Linked DNA regions of Homo sapiens: all the other regions are linked to region 2. Evidence: chromatin loops called from intact Hi-C (ENCODE). Cell type or tissue: endothelial cell of umbilical vein. All regions are shown on one strand. Region 1 holds the start of ARHGEF11 (Rho guanine nucleotide exchange factor 11). Region 2 has its middle 18 kb from the start of ETV3. Region 3 overlaps ETV3L (ETS variant transcription factor 3 like). Region 4 has its middle 6.5 kb from the start of ETV3L.

The links. Hi-C counts contacts between places; a loop is a spot of excess contacts. Peaks named below come from ENCODE experiments on the same cell type or tissue, not always from the same donor. Only the 100,000 strongest peaks of a DNase experiment are listed, where the experiment ranks them.
Region 1: a loop joins it to region 2, with 11 times the contacts of the local background. A loop is called at or near these places in 2 of 110 quality-filtered maps.
Region 3: it touches region 2 in a loop (22-fold over the local background); 108 of 110 quality-filtered maps call a loop at or near these places.
Region 4: a loop joins it to region 2, with 5 times the contacts of the local background. A loop is called at or near these places in 99 of 110 quality-filtered maps.

What each region holds. Positions count from the first base shown.
Region 1 is chr1:157,042,851-157,047,850 of GRCh38, forward strand. ARHGEF11 (Rho guanine nucleotide exchange factor 11) reads right to left here and starts at 2,892. Exons shown (of 41, transcript NM_198236.3): 1 at 1,449-2,892. The coding sequence starts at 1,480. RefSeq lists a silencer at 2,803-3,102. In endothelial cell of umbilical vein, no CTCF peak of the experiment used is centred here; DNase peaks (open chromatin) are centred at 2,601 and 3,011; H3K4me3 peaks cover 2,496 bases; H3K27ac peaks cover 736 bases; H3K27me3 peaks cover 363 bases.
Region 2 is chr1:157,154,132-157,159,131 of GRCh38, forward strand. No RefSeq gene overlaps it. Among named protein-coding and RNA genes, the nearest start is that of ETV3, 18 kb to the left of the region's middle. RefSeq lists a silencer at 26-320 and an enhancer at 3,323-3,834. In endothelial cell of umbilical vein, a CTCF peak has its summit at 2,096 (motif pointing left); DNase peaks (open chromatin) are centred at 970 and 2,040; H3K27ac peaks cover 993 bases; H3K27me3 peaks cover 501 bases.
Region 3 is chr1:157,088,407-157,093,406 of GRCh38, forward strand. It overlaps ETV3L (ETS variant transcription factor 3 like), which reads right to left. Exons shown (of 5, transcript NM_001004341.2): 5 at 3,637-4,721. The coding sequence ends at 4,243. Among named protein-coding and RNA genes, the nearest start is that of ETV3L, 8.9 kb to the right of the region's middle. RefSeq lists an enhancer at 1,093-1,614. In endothelial cell of umbilical vein, a CTCF peak has its summit at 1,905 (motif pointing right); a DNase peak (open chromatin) is centred at 1,915.
Region 4 is chr1:157,103,795-157,108,794 of GRCh38, forward strand. No RefSeq gene overlaps it. Among named protein-coding and RNA genes, the nearest start is that of ETV3L, 6.5 kb to the left of the region's middle. RefSeq lists enhancers at 1,515-2,476, 2,671-2,890. In endothelial cell of umbilical vein, no CTCF peak of the experiment used is centred here; a DNase peak (open chromatin) is centred at 2,857; H3K27ac peaks cover 516 bases.

The DNA.
Region 1 (5,000 bases), 110 kb before region 2:
TCCAAGAGGATGAAAAGGGAAGAAGGGCAGCCATGTAAACCATTCCAATTCCTCACCTTGACACACCTCAGTTCTCCCTTTCCAAGGGTCAAACTGCAGAGAGGCCAACAGAAAGGAGGAAGGAGGTCTGAACTGGCCGTACATCCTTTGTGGCTGTCTGCCTCCTCTTCTCCACTGCCAAGTCAGTTCCCATCTAGGGACTGCTGAACTAATCTAAATGGGACTCTGAGGCAATACAGAGATTAGTGCTTGAGAGAGAGAGATTATATGCATTTTAGGCCACATTCCACAACCAAAAGGAAATTATTATTAGCATGGATAACCGAAGGTGGACTGGGCATGGAGGGAACAATTGCTCCCTTGCAAATATTCTTCCCTATCTCTCCAATAATATTTTTTTCCAGGCCCAGTCCTTTCATTTGCTTGTTCAGTCCTTCAACCACCCATCTATCCAGTTAGGATGTGTGCAGTGCCCACAAAACACACCCCCCACAGCAAGGTTCTCATGGGGAGAAGCGTTGAGGAGGGGTAGGGGAGGGAAGGAAAAGGCAGACACCTTACAAAGTTGTACCAATCATTTGGAGGTAAGAATTGCAACCACACAGTAACATTACCAGTGATAGAGGTGGCTGGGCAGACTCTTGGGGCAAGGGGTGTCATGTGTTCAGACTCTGAGGGCCAGTGCTGCTGCCCAGCAGGCCTACGAGCCCAAAACAATTTCTTCTGGCTCCAGGCAGAGGGAAGGCCCATTTTGCAGAGTCAAGCTTATTAAGAACAGCTTGGAAGATTAAACCTAGAGCATCAGCCGGTTGGCAGGTCTCAATTCAAACTCTAAGCTTGGAGGAGAGGAAATTCTAATGTGATCTATGCATTTTGGGACCATGTCAGCTACTGGTAAAAATCCAGACTTGCATGGGTGCAAAGGATGTTTCTGTCCCATCATTCAGGCCAAGAACATCCTCTTCATTTCTAGAAATGGGATCCACCCCGTCACCAAGCCCCACCATTCCATACCAACCAGCCTGGTGGAGGCCCACGCCTCTGCCAGGGCCCTTCTCCCAGCAGCTCCAACACCTAAAGCCAGTCCCCCTAGTGCAACCCTAGGAGCTCACAAGACTGGCTTGCCCCCACCTGAGACTAGCAAGTTGGGTGGACTCAAATTCAGCCTCTACCCTGGCAAAAGTCAAAAGCCACTGGAAGCACATCCTCCTCCTTTCCCTCTCCTGGCTTCACTGTTTATTGCTTATATTCAAAAGACGCTGAATCAAGAGCTATGTTTTTGCACATAACCACATAGGCTGACAGTCCCCAGAGACTAATGCTCCTAGCCCACCAATTCCCATAGCCCACCCAGACCCCTATTTTCAACCATTTATTAAAATGCAACACCACCCCTCCCAGTCTTTCCTTTAGTCAATGTTGAAAAATCAAATTATTAGCAAACCTACCTGTCTATACTCTGGGGTAACCTTACACTCATGGTTTCTCGGTGTCTCCACGGTTCCAGAATCCTGTAGCTTTGGTGTCTTGATCAGGATTGAATCGCTTGCAATTTTTGAGCAAGGTGAGAGGAGGGCCTCCCAACTTGAAGATAGAATCCTTTCTCCTCCAGCTCTCAGGACCCTGGTAACTGATGCTCCACTCTACTTCTACCAGTGAACATGATTTCCTTTCTCAGCCCCTCTTCCCCTCCCCCGCTTTAAAAAAAAAGAAAAGAAAAGAAAAAAGAAAAAAAAAGGAAAAGAGGAAAAACTACGACCTTCTCAGAAACCAAAAACCCAGCCACGAATCTCTTCAAGGTTAGCACTATGGCCAAAAAAAAATGAATCACAGAAAAATGTGCCTTCAAAATATCACTGTTAACTGCAAAGTACAGATAAAACCATCCTTTAAATCCAGCTTTCTCAGCTGTCCTTCTGTTGGCAAGAGACCCTCTAGCTCAAAGGGGGAAAGTAATTTTCTAGTCTCCAATGCTTAATATGACAACAGCAAATATCTTTGAGGAAAGGAAAAAAAAAAGGATTAATAAATCCGAAATGGCACTTGGAAAAATTCTTTCGGCTGATTTGTACAGTAAAATAATAAATAAAACCATACAATAGTATGTACACAACAGCACTCCTTCCAAGTCCAGTGCAACCCTGGGAACCAAAATTTATGGACTTCCTTAAAAAAAAAAAAGCTTTTACATTAAATGTTTTGAAATTCTTAAATGAGCCAATTGCACCAAAAAAAAAAATAAAATAAAAATCAAAGAACACCTGAAATGCAATGCTTTTTACCTTTAAGATGGTAGTAATGATAACAAACCAGAGATAATCTCTGAAAATATTCTCTCCTTTTCTTTTTCCTTTAAACTTGCAGGTTCCTCCACCTACCCCAGCCTGATTCTCAGACCCAGCCTACGTTCGGCCTTTTTCTGAAAGACAATTTCCTGAGTTAGTTCTGCTGTTGGGCTCCTCCACATCCAGGCTCCGAAATTTTCTCTTGCCTCAGCCTCCATGAAACGGAGATTTCGCTTCCTCCCGTTCCCCCTTCTCTCTCCCTCTCTCTCGCCCGGCCAGAAAGACGGCTCCCTTATTATTCGTTCGGATTATTATTGTGGATTTGAGTTCGAGGTGGGTTTTTCTTCCACACCAGACTCCTGGAAAATCCGATCGCCTGTCTCCTCTCGGCCTCTCCTTGCCTCCCTTTCCGCCCCTCGCCTAATCTCGCAGGCAGGAGCCCGCAGTGCCTCGCGCAGGACGCCCGGCCGGGCCTCGGGCTCCCGGCGCCGCTCGCCCCGCGCCCGACCGCCGTGTTCCGGCCTTCGCGGCCGCTCGGGACGCCAGGCTCGGCGCACAGGGAAGGCTGCGGCGGCTGCGGCAGGCCGGCACGAGCGGGCGTCCGACTGCCGGCGTCGCGGCCGCGCTCGCCTCCTTCCGGGCCCCTTCCCCCTCGGTTCGCCGCTCGCTCGGGCGCAGGCCCGGCCGGCCGCCCCCCTTCCCTCCCTCCTTCCCTGCGAGCCTTTCTCCTTCCCTCGCTCCCGCGGGGCGGGGCCGCAGGCTCCTCCTCCTCGCTGCGCTGCCCGCCGCCCGCCGGCCTTTCCCCTCACGCCGCGGCGGCCGGGGGCGGGGGCGGGAAGCTGACCGCCTTTCCCTGCCTCGGTTCCCGCGGCCGCGACTCCCGCCGACCGGCCCGCCCCTGTCCCGGCCTCCCTGCGCGCCCTGCCCCCCACAACCCTTTGCCGTCGCTCCTCGGCCGGTCCCCTCTGCGGCCCCTCAGTCGCCGGCCCTGCCCCTCGGCGCGGCCTAGCGGGTTCCCATCTCAGCCGGATCCCCGGCCCGGCCCGCGGGCGACCCCGGCCCTGACCCCGCCAGGCACCGCGCGCCGTCCCCGCCGCCGCCACCGCCACCGCCACCCCTGCCGCCTTTTCGCCGCTTTTCCTCGGCTGCTTTTCCCCCTTTTATTGACTTCTGCTCGGGAGCCGACCTTTGTTTCCTACCCCCTGCCCGCCCAGCCACCGTGCCCGCGCCCCGTGCCCCTGCCCACGGGTGCAGGTTTACCTCTTTGCGTCCACCGGCATTACCCCGGCGCCCGCAGCTGCGGCTCACCCTCTCTCCACCTCTCTTCTGATCTTATTTTTCAAACATTTGTTGCGGCCTCCTTCGTGGTGTCAGTTCTTTTAACTGTTTCCTCCCGTTTCTGTGGTCCTTCCCACTTCTAATACCACCGACTTAGGGGGAAGACCCTTCGCTGTTTCCTCTCGGGTTGGGTTGGGCATCTTAATAGCAGGCTGTGTGAAGTGTCTTTGAACTCTATGGAAGAGCCTTTCCAGAGCAATTCTATTTTCATAACCCCCTCTCATAGAATCACAGTTTCTAAATCTTTACAAGTAACGTGACATTTGTCAGAAGGTGCCGAGCGTTATGATTAAAAATCATTAAGGCCGAGGCGGGGCCTGAGGTCAGGAGTTCGAGACCATCCTGGGCCAACATGGTGAAACCCCCCCCCTCTACTAAAAATACAAAACTAGCCGTACGTGGTGGCGCGTGCCTGTAATCCCAGCTACTCGGTAGGCTAGGGCACGAGAATCGCTTGAACCCGGGAGGCGGAGCTTGCAGTGAGCCGAGATTGCGCCACTGCACTCCAGTCTGGGCAACAGAGCGAGACTCCGTCTCAAAAAACTAATAATAATAAAATTTTTTTTAAAAAATTATTAAAATAAAAAAACTCTCACTAGGATTGGGGAGTGGACTTTGCCTTCTTGCCTAGGTAAATGCCATTGTAAAATACTCTGCAGGCAGTGGGGTGTTTGCATAAGTTCTCTCCTTTCACACTACCTGGATTGTTCTGGGAGGGGGTGGATATGTATATGTAAATTATCTATACACATTCGTGAGCTCTGGAGTGACCTCACCAGTGTTAGAAGTGGTAGATATGCAAATTGCAAGAGGAAAAAGAAACGAATAAGCATCAGTTGAAGACCTACTATGAACCAGGAACTTTCCCTTTAATGTATATCAGGTATAGGTTGGCAAATAAAAGAACCTGCTTCCTTCACCCTGTCTCCACCAACCCCTAGGCCAGAACTCCCCAAAACAGGTGATCTGCCCAGCATTTGAAGCACAGTCTAGATTGTTGCTGACTTAATTGTGTCTTTCTTTCCCATACTACCCGCAAAAATGATGCTCTCAAATGTGGACACTGCTCTGTGGTGACAGACCACTGGTTGCCACACATTTTAAAATAATGTTTTCTTGGCCAGGTGCGGTGGCTCACGCCTGTAATCCCAGCACTTTGGGAGACCGAGGCGAGTGGATCACCTCAAGTCAGAAGTTCGAGACCAGCCTGGCCAACATGGTGAAACCCCGTCTCTACTAAAAATACAAAAAATTAGCTGGGTATGGTGGGGAGCGCCTGTAATCCTAGCTACTCCGGAGGTTGAGGCAGGAGAATCGCTTGAACCCGGGAGGCAGAGGTTGCAATCAGCCAAGATTGCGCCACTGCACACCAGCCTG
Region 2 (5,000 bases):
TATGGTGGTGAGGATGAGGAGCCCTGGAGTGAGTTGTGGAGAGGGTCAGTCTCGGGGAACTTCTTGGAGGAGGAAGAGAAGGAGGCTTGGCTTTGGCCAGGAAGGGAGCATTAGCAGCACAGGAAGGGATGAGAATGAGGGTGGGGTTTGCTCACTGCAGGGAAGATGGGGCTTCCTGCCCTTGGCTGGGATTCTGGGCATGGTCCCCTAATCCATCAGCAGGAGTGCTGGAAGAGGAGTAGTCACAGCTGCTGCGAGGGGCCTGTGATGAGATCTCTAGGGAAACGAGGACAAGAATAACCATTCTAATGCCCAGGATGGCTCCATAGCTCAGCTGCCTTCTTATCTCCGTGCCATGTGGACACCTCACACTCCCAGTCCCTTGTTCATCCATTTCCCTCCTTCCCACGCCCTCAGGCTGTGGGAGGAGAGCACTGCCACCTCCCAGCTGTGTGTGGGGACAGTGGGCCTGGCCACCTGTCTCCTCCTTCACCTCGGCCCCATCAGGGTCCCTTCCTTCTGGGCTGGCAGGGCCCACTCTGTTCCTGACAGACAAATCAGCAGTCTTCCCTGTCTCCCACCACCCCTCTCCCTCTGCTTTGCCCCCAGCCCTCACCCTCTCCCCTGAGCTGACTGATAGGGATAAAACCCTGATACTCAGGAAGAATGGAGGGGGTGAATGCTCTCTTGGGTTTCTGGCTCCTCAGTCTCATCCCCTGGTATCCCCCAGCCCCCTCCCTCACCTCCCAGCTCCTCCTCTTTGGTGGCCACAGCCCCAGCTCTTCCCTTGACGCCCCTCAGGCCTGCCCTCCACCCCTACCCACCTCTGCCTGCAGGAGGGCACAGCAGCACTCCTGCCCTGGCCTGGGCAGCCCTGTCCTTGGGGCAGGGCAGCTCAGCTTCTGGGATTTCCCCAGCCTACAGCCAGAAGGAAGTCTGACTTGGAGAGGGGAAACCTTACTCTTGGCCTCTGTCCAGCTCCTGACAAGACCAAAGTTCAGGGGCGGAGCTGGTTTCCCTGGTCAGCTGGGGACTCCCACTGACCTCTACTTATCAGGATTCGGGGTTTAGGTCTCTGGGCCTGGAGAGCAGGTCAGGGGCAGGGAAACGAGGGGCGGGGGAGGGTGAGAGCTGGAGGGCAGTGTGGTGAAGGAGCTGCCGTGCCAAGGCCCCTGCCCACTTCCCCCAGGCCTGGCTTTTCCTGTCCCTGAACCATGTTGAATGGTGGGGCGGGGGCTCTTGGGACTGTCTCCCTCTCCTGAGCTGGGCATGTGTGCAGGTGGGCGTGGCTGGCTTCACAGTGTCTGCATCCTCAGGGCTGATAAGGGGCCTGCAGCAGCACCACCCTCTCCAGCCCTCTGGGGAACCCCAGCTGTGGCTCCAGAGAAGAGTGGGTTTGGGGCACAATGCACCCGTGGTCTCATTTCGAGACATACAGGGGCTGGAAAGGCGGGGGGCTGGAGGCTGGTCTTCACTGGTGCCTCAGTTTCCCCTTCCCTGGGGCCGTTGCTGGGGGAAAGTGATAAATTCTATGAATGGGGTGGTGGAGGAACTGCCTCCTTTTCCAGGGGCTCTGGCCCAGCAAAGGCTTCACAGTCAACACGAGCTCCTCTATCTCCGCGCTGTCTCTCCTCTGCCCTTACCCCTGGTTGTCCTCTTCACAGGCTCCAAATGGGCCCCTGGGGACCCCTCAGCAGCCAACACAACAGGGAACCAGCAAGAGCCAGCCTCCAGGGAGGACGGGCAGACAACACTGGTGACTCTGCACATTCCACACCCCGCCCACCCTGCCCCCGGGCCACCTTTCCCGTCCCCTGTCCTTCCTCTGTCCTCAGACCCAGGCTGGGGTCTCTTTTTCAGGGCTCTTCTTGGGGGCTGGGCTCTCCCGCCCCATACTCAGGGCAGAGGGAAGAGAGAGAAACTGAGGCAAAAGGGGGTAAGCACGGGTGGGAAACACTGACTGGGCTGGAGTCAGGGTCCGAGTCCGGTGGGGGCCGCAAGCACTCCAGAGCCGAGGACCGGGAGTTTCTGGGGAGGGAGAAGCTGTGCAAGGGGCCAGCGCCCCCTGGTGGAAAGTATTGTAGCGACAGCCACCGCAAGCTGGGTCGCCGAGGCTGGCTGTTGGGGTCACGGGGGCTGTCTTTCCCCTTACCACTTGGGGGTGGTATTAGTAGAGTCCAGAGGAAGAAGGAGCACAGCCCTGCACAGAGTCCAGGCAATATCCGCTTTAGCAAGAGCTGGATTTAAGAAGGACTGTCCAGGAGTCCTTTTCTATTCTGGTGCCCCTTGGGGGAAGTTCCTCCACCCTGTCCATCTCATTTTCTTATCTGTCCAGCGAGTGGTAGGTTATCATGCCATCTCCAAGGCCCTTCTGGCTCTGGCATCTGGAGGTTCTAGGTCAGGAAGGAGCTGATGGTTTAAATTACCTCTCTGGTATGGGAATTTCCTTCCGCCTTGCCTGTGCTCACATCTGCTTCAGCCACACTGGCCTCCTGTTCCTGGAACACACCAGCATGTCCTACCGGAGAGCCTTTACATAGGCTGATTTCTCTGCCTGGGAAGCTAGTCCTCAGATGCCTGCTTGGCCCTCGTTTACTTCCTTCCAGTTTTTTCCCTACTCTCCATCTTCATGCAGCCTGTTCTGACCATTTGATGTAAAATTGAAGCCACCCCTGGCTCCAGGTCCAGAACCTCACCACCATGTACCTTTTCCAGAGCCCTTGTCACATTCTAACATACTGCATCATTTCCTTATTTGTTAATTTGTTTAGATATGAGGTCTTGCTATGTTGCCCAGGCTGGTCTCAAACACCTGGGCTCAAGCAATCCTCCTGCCTCTGCCTCCTGAAGTGCTGGGATTACAGGTGTGAGCCACCATGCCCACCTTCCTTATTTATTATGATTACAGTGAAGTTCTTTTCTCCTTCTAATAGGATGATCAGGGCAGGGAGTTTTGTAGGCTTCCTTTATAGATATACTTTAGGCACCTGGGACAGTGGCTGACACATAGTAGGAGCTCATTAATTATATGTGGAGGGAATGAGTATATCACTGAAGAGGATCTGGGCTGGAGACAGACAGGCCCACCCTAATAGCTCATAGTTAGCATGTAGGTATGATTGTGCTACTGTGACAAAAATAGGGTTTGATTGGAAGTGACCACATTGCTGCTGAGGTAGGGCAAGTGAGAAGAAGGTGAGGGCGTGTAGAGGAGAGCAGAATATAGCTGGCTTCCGTCCTTTGCTGTATCAACAGACTGGCACCCAGTTTACCGAGACATTCTCAGCCTGATCCATGGACCATCAATTCTGAGAGATACTTCTTGAGAAAGGAGGAGAGAGGAAAGGTCAGATAAATTTGGAAAGTGATACAGACCAGATCCCTTCTGAAATATTCATAGTCTCTAGTCCAGTAGGAAAATCAGCTTAAATTCTTTAATATGGTGTTTTGCAATATGTATGTCCATAGGGTTCTGCATTTCCAAATTCCTTCCTTTCTTTTCTTTTTCTTTTTAAGCTGAGCTCCTGCTAAATTAGTATTCTGACTCATCAGATACTTTGGGAAATGCTGACTTACAAGATGAGGCTTAACTCCCGAGCATGGCATTCAAAACCGTCGTGGTTTCTTCCAGTGTCTCCAGACTAGTCTCAAACATGCCCGATGTTTTCCCCATCCCACACAGTTCCTATTTGTTCATGGTTCTTTCAGCGGCCCCCTGCAACTCCCACATCCCCATCTCCAAAACTCCTTCCTGGCCCAGATGGAGTGCCCCTTTCCCAACCCTGCCTGCGGGTACTGTCTACACCCCTCGGTGTGCTTTTCCCATCCCCCTGCTGGGTCCCAGTTGCTCTTTTTCCACCTTGGTTTGCTGCCTCCTGGAGCTGCTCCTTCCAGGCATGTGTGAGGTCTGCTCACTCTGCTTCCCCAGGGCCCACTCCTTGAGCGGCTTCAGTGGATGCAGGACCCACGCAGTTCTGTGGCTGCAGAGAGGGAAGGGACACCAGCTCATTGCCTCTCACACTCCAGAAGGGGGCCTTGCTGATACCTCTGTTAGCACTGACCTCTGAGTGTCTTTAGTATCTTCCTCTCTGTGGATCCTTCTGTCCTTTCAAAAGTGCTGAGCAGTTGCCGTCGTACACATGACTGGATTTCTCCAATGGACAAATAGTCAATGATATGTATAGATAATTCACAAAGTTGAAATACAGCTAGTTAAACTTTTGAGAAAATGTTCTAACTTACCAGTAGTCATGGAAATACAAATTACATTTGATGCAACACTGTCAATAATGTGTATCAAGAACTGTAAGAATATGCATATGATGTGCCTCAGTTACCCTCACTGTGAATAAATCCTAAGGAAGAAAACAAAAATATTGGAAACACAAGGCACTTTTAAAAGGCCTTTTTAAATGTGAAAAATAACAGACAGAAAAGTACATAATAAAACAAGTGTAAAGCTTAATGAATTCTCACAAAGCAAATGCCCAACATAAGCACCACTACCTCACAAGATGGATACCACCGGCCCCTCGAGGCACTCTGTGTCTCTTGCCAATCACAAGGCCTCCCTGCCTACGCCCTGAGAGAACTTCTGCTTGTTTTTGTTTAGAGTTTGACCCCTTTGGCACACATCATGAACACGATGATTTGGCTTTGCATGTGTTTGGGATTCACACATATGTGAAATCAAGTGTTTGTGTTCTTTTGTCTCCAGTTTCTTTCACTCAACGTTATGGGAGCCTTTTCCACAAGTCCTGGGATGCAGGTGCATTCTGCTAGTGAAGTTAGGGGTTGAATCGCCGAGTCACAGGGATTATTAGTGATCATGTGTATAAGCCCCTAACACAGTGCCCAGTAAGTGGTGGGCACTTACTACATGTTTCATTCTTTCCTCTCCCCTATGGAGAAGGGCCCATCTCCATCCCTGGAGCAGGCTCCTCCCGCTCCCGTACCCAGTACTGACTGGCTTCCCTTCCTGCTTCCACCACTTCTTGCCC
Region 3 (5,000 bases), 66 kb before region 2:
AATAAAATAAAAAGTAAAAAGGTTACAGTAAGCTAAGGTTAGTTTATTATTGCAGAAAAAAATCTTTTAAATCAATTGAGTGTAGCCTAAGTGTATAGTGTTTATACAGTGTACAGTAATATCTTCAGGCTTCATATTCATTCAACACTCACTCACCGACCTATCCAGAGCAACTGCCAGTCCTCCAAGCTCCATTCATGGCAAAATGTGCTCTACAGGTGTACCATTTTCTACCTCTTGTGCTGTATTTTTACTGTATCTTTTCTGTGTTTAGATACACAAGTACTTATCATTGTATTACAACTGCCTATGGTATTTAGTAACATGCTGTAAGGTTTGTAGCCTAGGAGCAATAGGCCATGTGCAGCCTAGGTGTGTGGAAGCCTGTACCATCTAGGTTTGGGTAAATATACCCTATGATGTTTGTTCAAAGATTGCCTAACAATGCATTTTTTCAGAATGTATCCCTGTCATTAAGCAATGCATGACTGTTTATTTTTATATATTTAATTGGGAAGACATCCATGAAATATTGTGTTATGGAGCAGCATGTATAGTATTATCCATGTCTATTTGGGCACAATCAGGATTGCCTCAGGCAGGTCATTCACGAGGTATTCCAGAAGAAGGCGTTGTTATAGCAGATGACAGCTCCATGCATGTTATGGCCCCTGAAGACTTTCCCGTGGGACAAGATGTGGAGCACTGAAATCTTATGTATAAAATATTTATATGGTGCTTGAATTTTTTTCTTCCCCCTGGGTCAGGGTCTTCATTAGGGAATGAAAGGGGGAGGACGGGGATTGTCCTCACTCTCACCAACAACTCAGGACAGCAAATACTTTGCTTTTGTTTTTGTTTTTAAATCTCCAAGGCGGGCCGGGCACGGTGGCTCACGCCTGTAATCTCAGCACTTTGGGAGGCCAAGGTGGGCAGATCCCCTGAGGTCAGGAGTTTGAGACAAATTTTGTATTTGTAAAAATACAAAAATTAGCCTGGCATGGTGGCCCACGCCTGTAATCCTAGCTACTTGGGAGGTTGAGGTGGTAGAATCACTTGAACGCAGGAGATGGAGGTTGCAGTGAGCCGAGATCATGCCACTGCAGTCCAACTTGCGAGACAAAGTGAGATCGTGTCTCAAAATAAACAAACGAATAAATAAATAATCACTCAGGAATAAATTTTAAAACTTTTCTCTTCACATATATACTCATTTCTAAGGGATTTTCAATTCTGTAATTGAGTGGTCATGGTGAAATGGAAAGAACATTAAGTGATAATTAGGAAATGTATGTTCTACATTTGATTCTTCTCTTGTTTGGTTTTGAACAAGTACCTTCTTCTCTCTGGGCCTGTGAAGTTACGGGACTTGAACTTGATGCTCTCAAAGGTCCCTTCTGATTCCTAACAGTGCAGCCCGGGAGCCTGACTCCCTGAAACTCCCGAGGCCCAGGTGTGTATCTGCACGTGCCTTTGGTACGGTGGAGCCGAGTGCCCAGGAGCAGGGCTGGCAGGTGAGCTGACTCTGCTGTGTCTCGGCCCGGTGTCCACTGTCCTGGAAGAAGACTGAGCATCCACAGCATTCTATCCCCAGATGAGGCTGACAGTCACAGTCACAGATGGCCAGAGGATGTGCTGTCACCTGGTTGCACCAGAAACAAACAGGCTGCAGAGTGTGTTGCTACGTTAGACCTATACGCCTTTGGTGGATAGTCCATGATTTGCTAAGGGGGTTTGAAATGGGAAGGTTCTCACAAAATGCTTTTATTCTGCAACTCTCTTCCTCCTCTCAGAGGATTCCAAGGTGGGCATCACCCCTTCACCTCAGAGTCGGCTGTGGGCTCTGCACCCAGCCTAGGCCGGGGCTCTGAGCTCCTCTCGACCGCCGGTACTGACTCTGGCCACCAGAGGGCACTCTTGCCTTGTGGAGACCAACAGTCTTCTGAGTCCGAGGAACCTGGTTCCCATCTTTGCCAGAACATCTGGATTTGCTGAAGCCTTTCTCTACTTAAGTGGTTCTCCACTGGGAGCAGTTTCTCCCCTCTCCCCAGGAGACATTTACCAATGTCTGGAGACAGTCTGGTTGTCCTAACCGGGTGGGGGAGGGTGCTCCTGGAATCTACTGAGTAGGGGCCCCAGATGCTGCTAAACGCCCAGGAATGCACAGGACAGCCGCCCACAACAAAGAATTATGCAGCCGAAAATATCAACAGTGCCAAGGTTGAAAAAGTCTGCTCCACTCGAATCTATTGCCTAGACGCAGAGTGCACCATCTGGAAATGTAAGTCCTCCGGGGCTGAGCTTTTAGTCTCCCAGTTTCACCTACTCCAAAGAGAAATTTTAGAAGAGTGACCTCGAGGCATTTCCCATTGCCTGAGACGTGAGGGTCACAGATACCACAAAGCACTGAAGAGGCAGTGGGGTCTGGCAGAGGGGCATGTGAAGATCCCCATGAAGGAGAACAATTCTGTCCCAGGAGCTGGTCTCTCTGAACAGGGCCCAAACCCCATGACAAAACCATCCAGTTCCTTATGCTGGAGCAGACAACACTAGCTCTTTGTCTCCCAAAACTGGGCAGGGTGATGGGAAAGCCCCTGGGAGCTCGTCCTTCCTGCAGGGCCAGGGATGGGCCTGTGGCTTTGGGGGCAAGTGAGAAGCAGTTTTCATTGTAGCGCTGGGAACTCTCAGGAGAGAAACTCTGTGGTCCCCACTTTCTTGGCATCTGACATGAAGGAGGGAGACTGAGATGAAGAACTCTCATAGATCCTTTCTCCTGGCCTAGATCCAGCTTGGAAACCCAGGACCTGTGTGCTGTGTCCATCACCACCTTCCTGAGGAGCGAGGGCCCATCCTGCCCCACTCTGGGTCTCTCCTTTCCCAGTTCCATGTGTGGCCCTGTGGCCATGCATATGCCACTAAGAAGGGCTGAGAGGCTGCAGAAGCACGTGCTCAGGGCGTCCTTGAGAAGGATGCACCAACTCCTGGGGCTGAGGAACAGGGACAAACATTGAGTAAAGGGGCCCTCTGTGCCACACGAGTCCATGCTCCATGTCATAGAAAGGGAGTGGGGACAAATCCTAGGCTTGTAATTGGCAGCCTAGAGACAGTAGGGTGATGGGATCAACAGTCATGGCTCCTGGGGCACCCCTCTCTGTTGGCATGTCCTTGTTTGGGCAAAAGACCCTCTCTGTCACATGTCCCCTACTTTCCAGGCACCTGATGCCTCACTGCTGCTCTGCTTGGCATTCTTAGGGCCTGGGGTGTAGAGGAAAAGGGGCCCCTGACAGCATCCTCCTCCTCCTCCTCACCCAACCCTTCTGCTCCAAGGTGGTCCACAGGGATCTGAGGGCCGTTCTTTAAGGACCCCTGCTGTAGTCTGAAGTTCCTCCCTTGAGGCGGGTTTCCCACTGTGCCCAGGAAGCTCCTCATGCCCTGGCTTCCTTCCAGCCTTTCTGTCTGAGAGGAGATGCTGGCAGGAGGGAAGAGACTGGCTGGTGGGATGTGTAGCTCCACTCCAGGCCTCAGGTCCTCCTCCAAACTCCTGTTCGGGCCTTTTCCCATCACACCAGTCCAGAACGCAGGAGGAGCACAGTGGGAGGATGGGGGTCCACTGCAGGGGGGGGTGGTCAGCCAGAGGACAGTTTGCAAGGGCATTTTATTCATGGTCACAGTGGAGTATTACAGAGCAGAGAAGGCCAGTGTCTCCCCACCCCACTTGCCTGGGTCCTGGGGAAATGGAGAGAGGAGGAAGTGCCTGCATGGGACAGGGGTTTCCAGGGTCTCAGAAATCAGAGGGATGGGAGAGAAGTTGCATGGAGGGGTGAGAAAGGGACTGGAGACCTTAGCCTGGAATGGGGAGATGGGCCCCAGACAAGACTCAGGGAACACAACCACCCCTGTCCTCTCCCCAGGCTAGACCCTTAATTTTCCCCCTTATGTGGGCAGGATGGAAATTATAGAAACTTTATTCTCGTCTCCCTGAAGAAAAGTTGAGATTAGGAATGTCCCCTTAGTCTGCTTAGCAATATGGTGAAAGAGGAGGGGCACCCTGTCTTGGTTTTTCCCATTTCCACATTCACACCTTCCCTGCAATGCTCCCCACCTTGGGTCCAACTCCACCCCTTCAAATCCTGCAATTTCAGCCCATGTCCAGCCAGGGGAAGGGGCTAACCCAGAGGCGGTGGGCAAGAGGAGAGATGGACTTTGGAGGACTCCTCCCCAACTTCCCACCTTCCTCTCTAGTTAAGGAGGATCCAAGGGCCACACTGCTTTGAGGTTCTCCAGATTGGGGGAAGTAAGGCTTTCCTCCCCAGTTTTGAGTCTGCGGGTCTCTGGGCAGAAGACCTCCCTGGGATCCAGGCCTCCCTTTGCCTCCATCATGGGAGCAGGCTTTACTTCCAGCCCCTCGGGCCTGAGGGACAAGAGCCAAAGCCTCTCACCCGCACCCTGTCCCAGCCCTGCCAAGAGAGGAAGCCCTGGAAAATGCCAGGCCCCTGGGAGGCTCCTAGGTCCTGGGAGCAGGATGTCTGGCTTAAAAGCCCCTGGGAGCTGCTGCTCTGACGGGAGAGGAGGCAAGAAGGGCCCCGAGAGACAGGTCCAGTTGGAGGGCAGAGGGGGCGGGAGGGGAGGAGTGAAGGAGGCAACACCAGGCAGCTCGCCTTGGACGCTCCCCAAATGGCAGCAAAGGCCCAGCCGGCAGGGGCCTGGGGCAGAGCCAAGTCCTAGAGAAAGAAAGAGAGAAAGGGTCAAGGGAGCCCAACCTCTCGCAGATGCTCCTTGCTCCTCCCATTTCCCAGCCCTTCTTGTTTCTTGCTTGGAAGTCTCTTCCTCGCCCCACTGCCCTTCCTTTTCTTTCTGTCTTATTTTTTTGAGAGAGAGTCTCTCTCTGTCACCCAGGCTGCAGTGTAGGCTTGAACCCCACCTGGGTTCAAACGATCCTCCCACCTCAGCTTGCTGAGTAGCTGGGACTACAGGTGCGTGTGCCACCATGCCTGGCTAAT
Region 4 (5,000 bases), 50 kb before region 2:
CCAAGACCCCCTATGGCAAGATCTTAGAGGAGAATGAGTATTGAAAACCATAAATCAAAAAGGATCATAACCCAATCTCAAATGATCAAAGTGGCTTCTCTTAAGCACTTTGTGTTTCTTGAAGGGTTGTAGCAGCCAGCAATTAGTATTGTCATCACACCATCATTCTGATTACTAATAATATGATTAACCCCCTTGGCCAGTGTAAATGTTCATTACAACACATGTATGTTTTAGGTCATTACTTAATAAAAGCAATACAGATGCTGAAGATAACAGTAGAGAGTAAGCCTTAAGCTAGGGCTTGGAGCCAAAGGAAATGTCCAAAGCACAGGTCACCTTTTGAAGATTTTAGTTAATATGAATTGAGCCCCTATCATGCTCCCAGTATGGGGTTTAACATGTTTTCCTATGTTACTTCATTGACTCTTCACAATAACCCTTCGAGATGGGCATTATCTGTTTTGTATGCTAAGGAAATTGAGGCTCAAGATTAAGAGACTTGCATAATATCCTGGCCAAGTGGTGGAGCTGGATGGGAACAGGTCTGTCTGACTTCAGGCTCCAAGCTGTAATCAGTCAATCAGGGCAGAAAAGTTGAGGATGAAACTTCAGAGCAGAGAGGTGAGGCTGATGGGAGGCCCTGGGCCCTGAAGGAAGCACTTCTAGTCTAAACCCTCCATGTGGGCTCTTTGCTGGAAAAATTATCCACAGAGTCCCCAGAAAGCCAGAGGACAGCCAGCCAAATGGGCAGAGAGCAATACAGAAAGGATGAGAAAGACAAGAACCTACAGAATCTTAAAAAAAAAAAAAAAAAAAGTCAGAGTGTTCAAGACCAATGCCGCATGTATACAAAGTGGAAAGTTGCATCAAAAGTCCCTTTGTTGTTGGGGCCTTTTAAGGGGCTGAAGTGGATTGACTGCATAATCAGATTGATTGGACAAACCAAGTGTTTTCAGTGACTGCTTGATTGATTCAGTGGGAAAATGGGACTGTGTGTAAATACAAAGGCAGCGGGAAGAGATGGGCCATGTGAGTCAGCAAGAAAGAGAGTGAATCAGAGAGTATCAGAAAGAGAAAGAGTGATGCAGAAATCAAAAGCTGTGGACACAGGTGAGGTCCAGAATATGGCCCAGGGGATGGAAAGATCAGAGTGGAGAAACCAGCTTAGAGGAGCGACAGTGCAGGGAGAAACCCCTTGGAGACATTGCGTTGGTGACCTCCAGGGGGTATTTTGTGCTCGTCAGCCCTGAACAAACTGCATCCCCCACCCCTACACCAAATCCCCAATCTGATTAGAAGCTTCTGGTCTCTCCTCTTGATCTCAGCCCCAAGTGGAGAGTGGTTAGTCCTGAGACCTGCTTTAATGCTATTAGTTAAAGCTGCTTAGGTAGGAGAGCAAGAGGGGCTGGGGGCCTGGGAGGGTCAAAGCCAGTCGCCTTTTTCCTTGGAGAATTTGGGGGAAGGAGAGGGCTAGATACCCTTCCTTCATGTCCCCTTAACTTCTCTTTCCTTCTCCCCTGACCAAGGGATATGCTGGCAGTGACCCCAAGGGCATCTTTTCTCTCCCTGCCCAGGCAATAGAGAGGACCCCTTTTTGATGCTGGGTGCTGGGAATCAGCCAGACGAACCCTGTCTCCCTCCTGCAGCCTCAGCTCTTCCTTCTATCTCCACAGCTGGGAGAGCCTCCCCGAGTGGGGTCCAGCAGCAGTCCTGCTTCTCCTTCTCTTTCCTCAGTCCTCAACGCCCCTCCAGGCTCCCTCTCGACTGCTGTCACTGCCCAGTCCCCTCATACAGCCTCAGATCTCTGCCCAGCCCCTCCTCTTAGTCCCCCTGTCCCTTGCAGATGCCTCCAACTCTTGTCTCTTGGGTCCCTGGGGGCCGTGGGATTTAAAAGTTTTGTGTAACTCCGTGGAGCAGAAATCCAAACCCAGACACTCCCATCCCCTGCCCCTCAGACCTGTCACGATGGGCAGCTGAAGGTCGGGGGAAGGTCATCCCCTGACACACCTTCAGGGACCCAGGGGCTCGGGAAGGGACGAGGGTGTCTGGAGACCAGCTTCCAGCTCCGCACCCATCCCTCTGCCTGTCAGGCCCCGGCCGGTCTCCACTTCTCTCTGTTTGACCGGTTTATCTTTCTTCACCTCATTTGCTCCTTCACTGTTCTCTCCTCTTCCCTCCCACTTTAATTCTTTTTCCTTCTTTCCACTTCCCACCCAGCAACCTTCTCTTGGCCTTTCTTCCCCACCATTATTGATTTTGCCATGTATTTTTCCACTCCTGTCTCTCTTCTCCCCTGTCCTCTCCTCTGCCAGTTTCTCTTGGTCTCTCCATTTCTGCCTTTACTTCCTGTGTCTGCCGATCCTATGGCCTCTCTTTGTTGCCCTACCTATCCTGCCCCTTGGAATGCCCATTTCCCTCCTCTGGAGTGTTGCCTGTCTCAACACTTCTTTCCCAGCCTGGTGCTCTCTGTTTTGCTGTCTCTGTCACTGTCTCCTGTTGTTGCTTTCTGTTTCCTTGTCTGTCTTTCCTCTCTTGCCCCCCATCTCTCATCCATGCTTTGGAGAAGGAAACTGACCACAGGCCTCCCAGCTTCCCTGCCCTGCCCTTATAGCACCACCACCCCACTCCCCTACTTCCTCCTCAGATCCCCCCTGCGCCCCTCGACCTTCCCCTAGTGGCAACCTCATTCCCATCAGCTGTGCCTGGGGGAGCCCCCTGCCTGGACACCCCCTGATCCTTCCCTTTGTCCCCCCAACACAGAGACAAGAAATCCCCTCCAGCAGGCGATGACGTGGCAGAGGAGCAGGTCAGAGGCAGAGGAAGTGAAAGCTCCTAGCAAACAGCTGAGCTGGATGAGCTGGCAGGGCCAGCATGGGGCTGAGTAACTGGGACCAGGACAGCAGCGTGAGAAGCAGGCATCTGAGGCCATTCTCCCCAGCTGGGGGCCTCTGATACCTTCTGACTCAATCCCCAACCCTCAACCCTCATGTCCACTTCCAGCCTCAACCCCAACCCCAATCTTAACAAGAACCTTCAACTTCCACTAAGCCCAAAGCCTCATTGAAGGCTGCATCCATGCACCCTGGTCCCTGTGCCCACTGGAGCCCCACTGCCCTTGGGCAGGACCAGAAAGGGGCTCGGAGGTGGCGAGACAGCAGCACCACTCTCCCCAGCCCTTCTCCTCTTGTCTCCACTGGGAAGGAGTTGGTGAGACGAGCAGGACTTCTCTCTGCCACGGGAGCATCATCTCTGTGTCTCTCCAGCCTCACAAGCCTGGATCTGCCCTCACCATCACAGGGGCTCTCGTGATAAGCAGGAGACTTCACGTTCTCAGACTTTAGGCTTCTTCTAGTTCCTTGAAAAGGATCCCAAGAGTCTGAGGAAGGGAGGGAGGTAGGAGTGGGGCAGAATCCTCTCATCCCATCAGAGGTTTCAATTCAGAACACCCCAGCCCGGATCAGGTGGGAGCACAATCCTGGTGGCCCTCTGCCCACCCCTGCTCCTTCCCGTCCTCATGCTATGAGGTCCACACCCTCACCTGCCTCCCTCTGCCCAGTAGTAGCCACCAGCTGATTGTCAATCCTCACCCACTGATCTTCAACCTCAGCCACAGGGATGACAGCAGAGAGCTCCCTGAGACACAGAACCCTGGGGCAGGGAGATAGCTGAGGCCAGCATTCGGTCAGCCCCAGGATCCAACTTGATCCATTCATCCCAAGAGTTGTATCTGCCAATAGCTGACCCCAGCTGTGCCCCATCTTGGGGGAGGAGAGCCTATTGGTAGGCTGGACCTGCTGTCATTATGATGTCCTTCTGCAGGTGCCAGGGTTCTCTCTGGCCTAAGTGCCCAACACCTGGCTCTGTGGCTGTCCCATACCTAGATGGAAGAGCCCTGCCACCTCCCACGCAGCTTCAGTGTGACCCTTGGGTTCCCCTCTCCACCCGGTGCCTAGCTCTCTTTATGTCTCCCCTTCCTAATTGCCCCACGATCGGCTCCACCATTGAGGTGGTGGACAGAGAAGGGCTCGTCCCTGCCGGCTGGCCCCAGCTGCAGACCTGCCATCGGAGTCCCTTACCTTGGATCAGCAGCCAGGTCCCCGTGCTCCTCCGACTGGCTCCCTCTGGCGCTCTCCTCGCCCAGCAACGACCCCCTCCTCGCTCATCACACGCGTTAGGGTTACTTAAAATGAGAGCGGGATCTCCAAGCTCCCAGGGGAGCCGATGTGGTTTTCAGACAATAGCATTAACCCTTCGGGGGCTAGCAACACCACGGCCTTGAGCCCCTTCCCTTGCACCCCCACCTCTTTGGGGGTGAGGTGGGAGGGAGTATCTCTCACTGGGTCCTTTGCATCCAGAGCCTGCCTCTGGGGAAGATCAGACCTAAAACATCTGACCCACCGGGAGACTAGGGAGAGGGCTACCCCTTCTTTAACGCCAGGAAAAGGGACGCTGACCTATTGGGAAGGCCTTCTGCTGTCCACCCTTCCTACTTTGTCAGCCCTTCTTTTATGCAGACTTCTGTGGAGATGGAGTCCAGATCTGCAGAAGAAACACCCTTCCCAATCTCTGATTCTTAACACCATCTCACTCCTTGTTTTCTCCTCTGAGCCCCAGACCATGCTCTGCTCACCATGGTAGTGCTGGATCTTTGCAATTTGTAACTTTTCTTCGTAGTCTCCAGTAAAATGATACTAATCATTTACCTAATCTCTTTTCCCTAAGGATTTTAAAGCAGCGATTATGTCTGTTTCCTCTTAGAGTTGTAGAAAATGATTTTTTCCTTTTTTAAAAAAATTAATGTGACTTGAAGTTAGACAGCAGGAAGAACTTCCAACTAAGGGATAAACCAGGCAGGAGAAAGTGATGACGGGGTCATCAGAGAGCCTGCTAAGGAAATATTACAAACAAGAGAAGGGGTAGGAATCCAGAATGTTCTGGGAGGGGATGGAGGACGTGGGTAACTGACCTCAGGAAAGGCTTTTCCAGGGAAGCTGGAG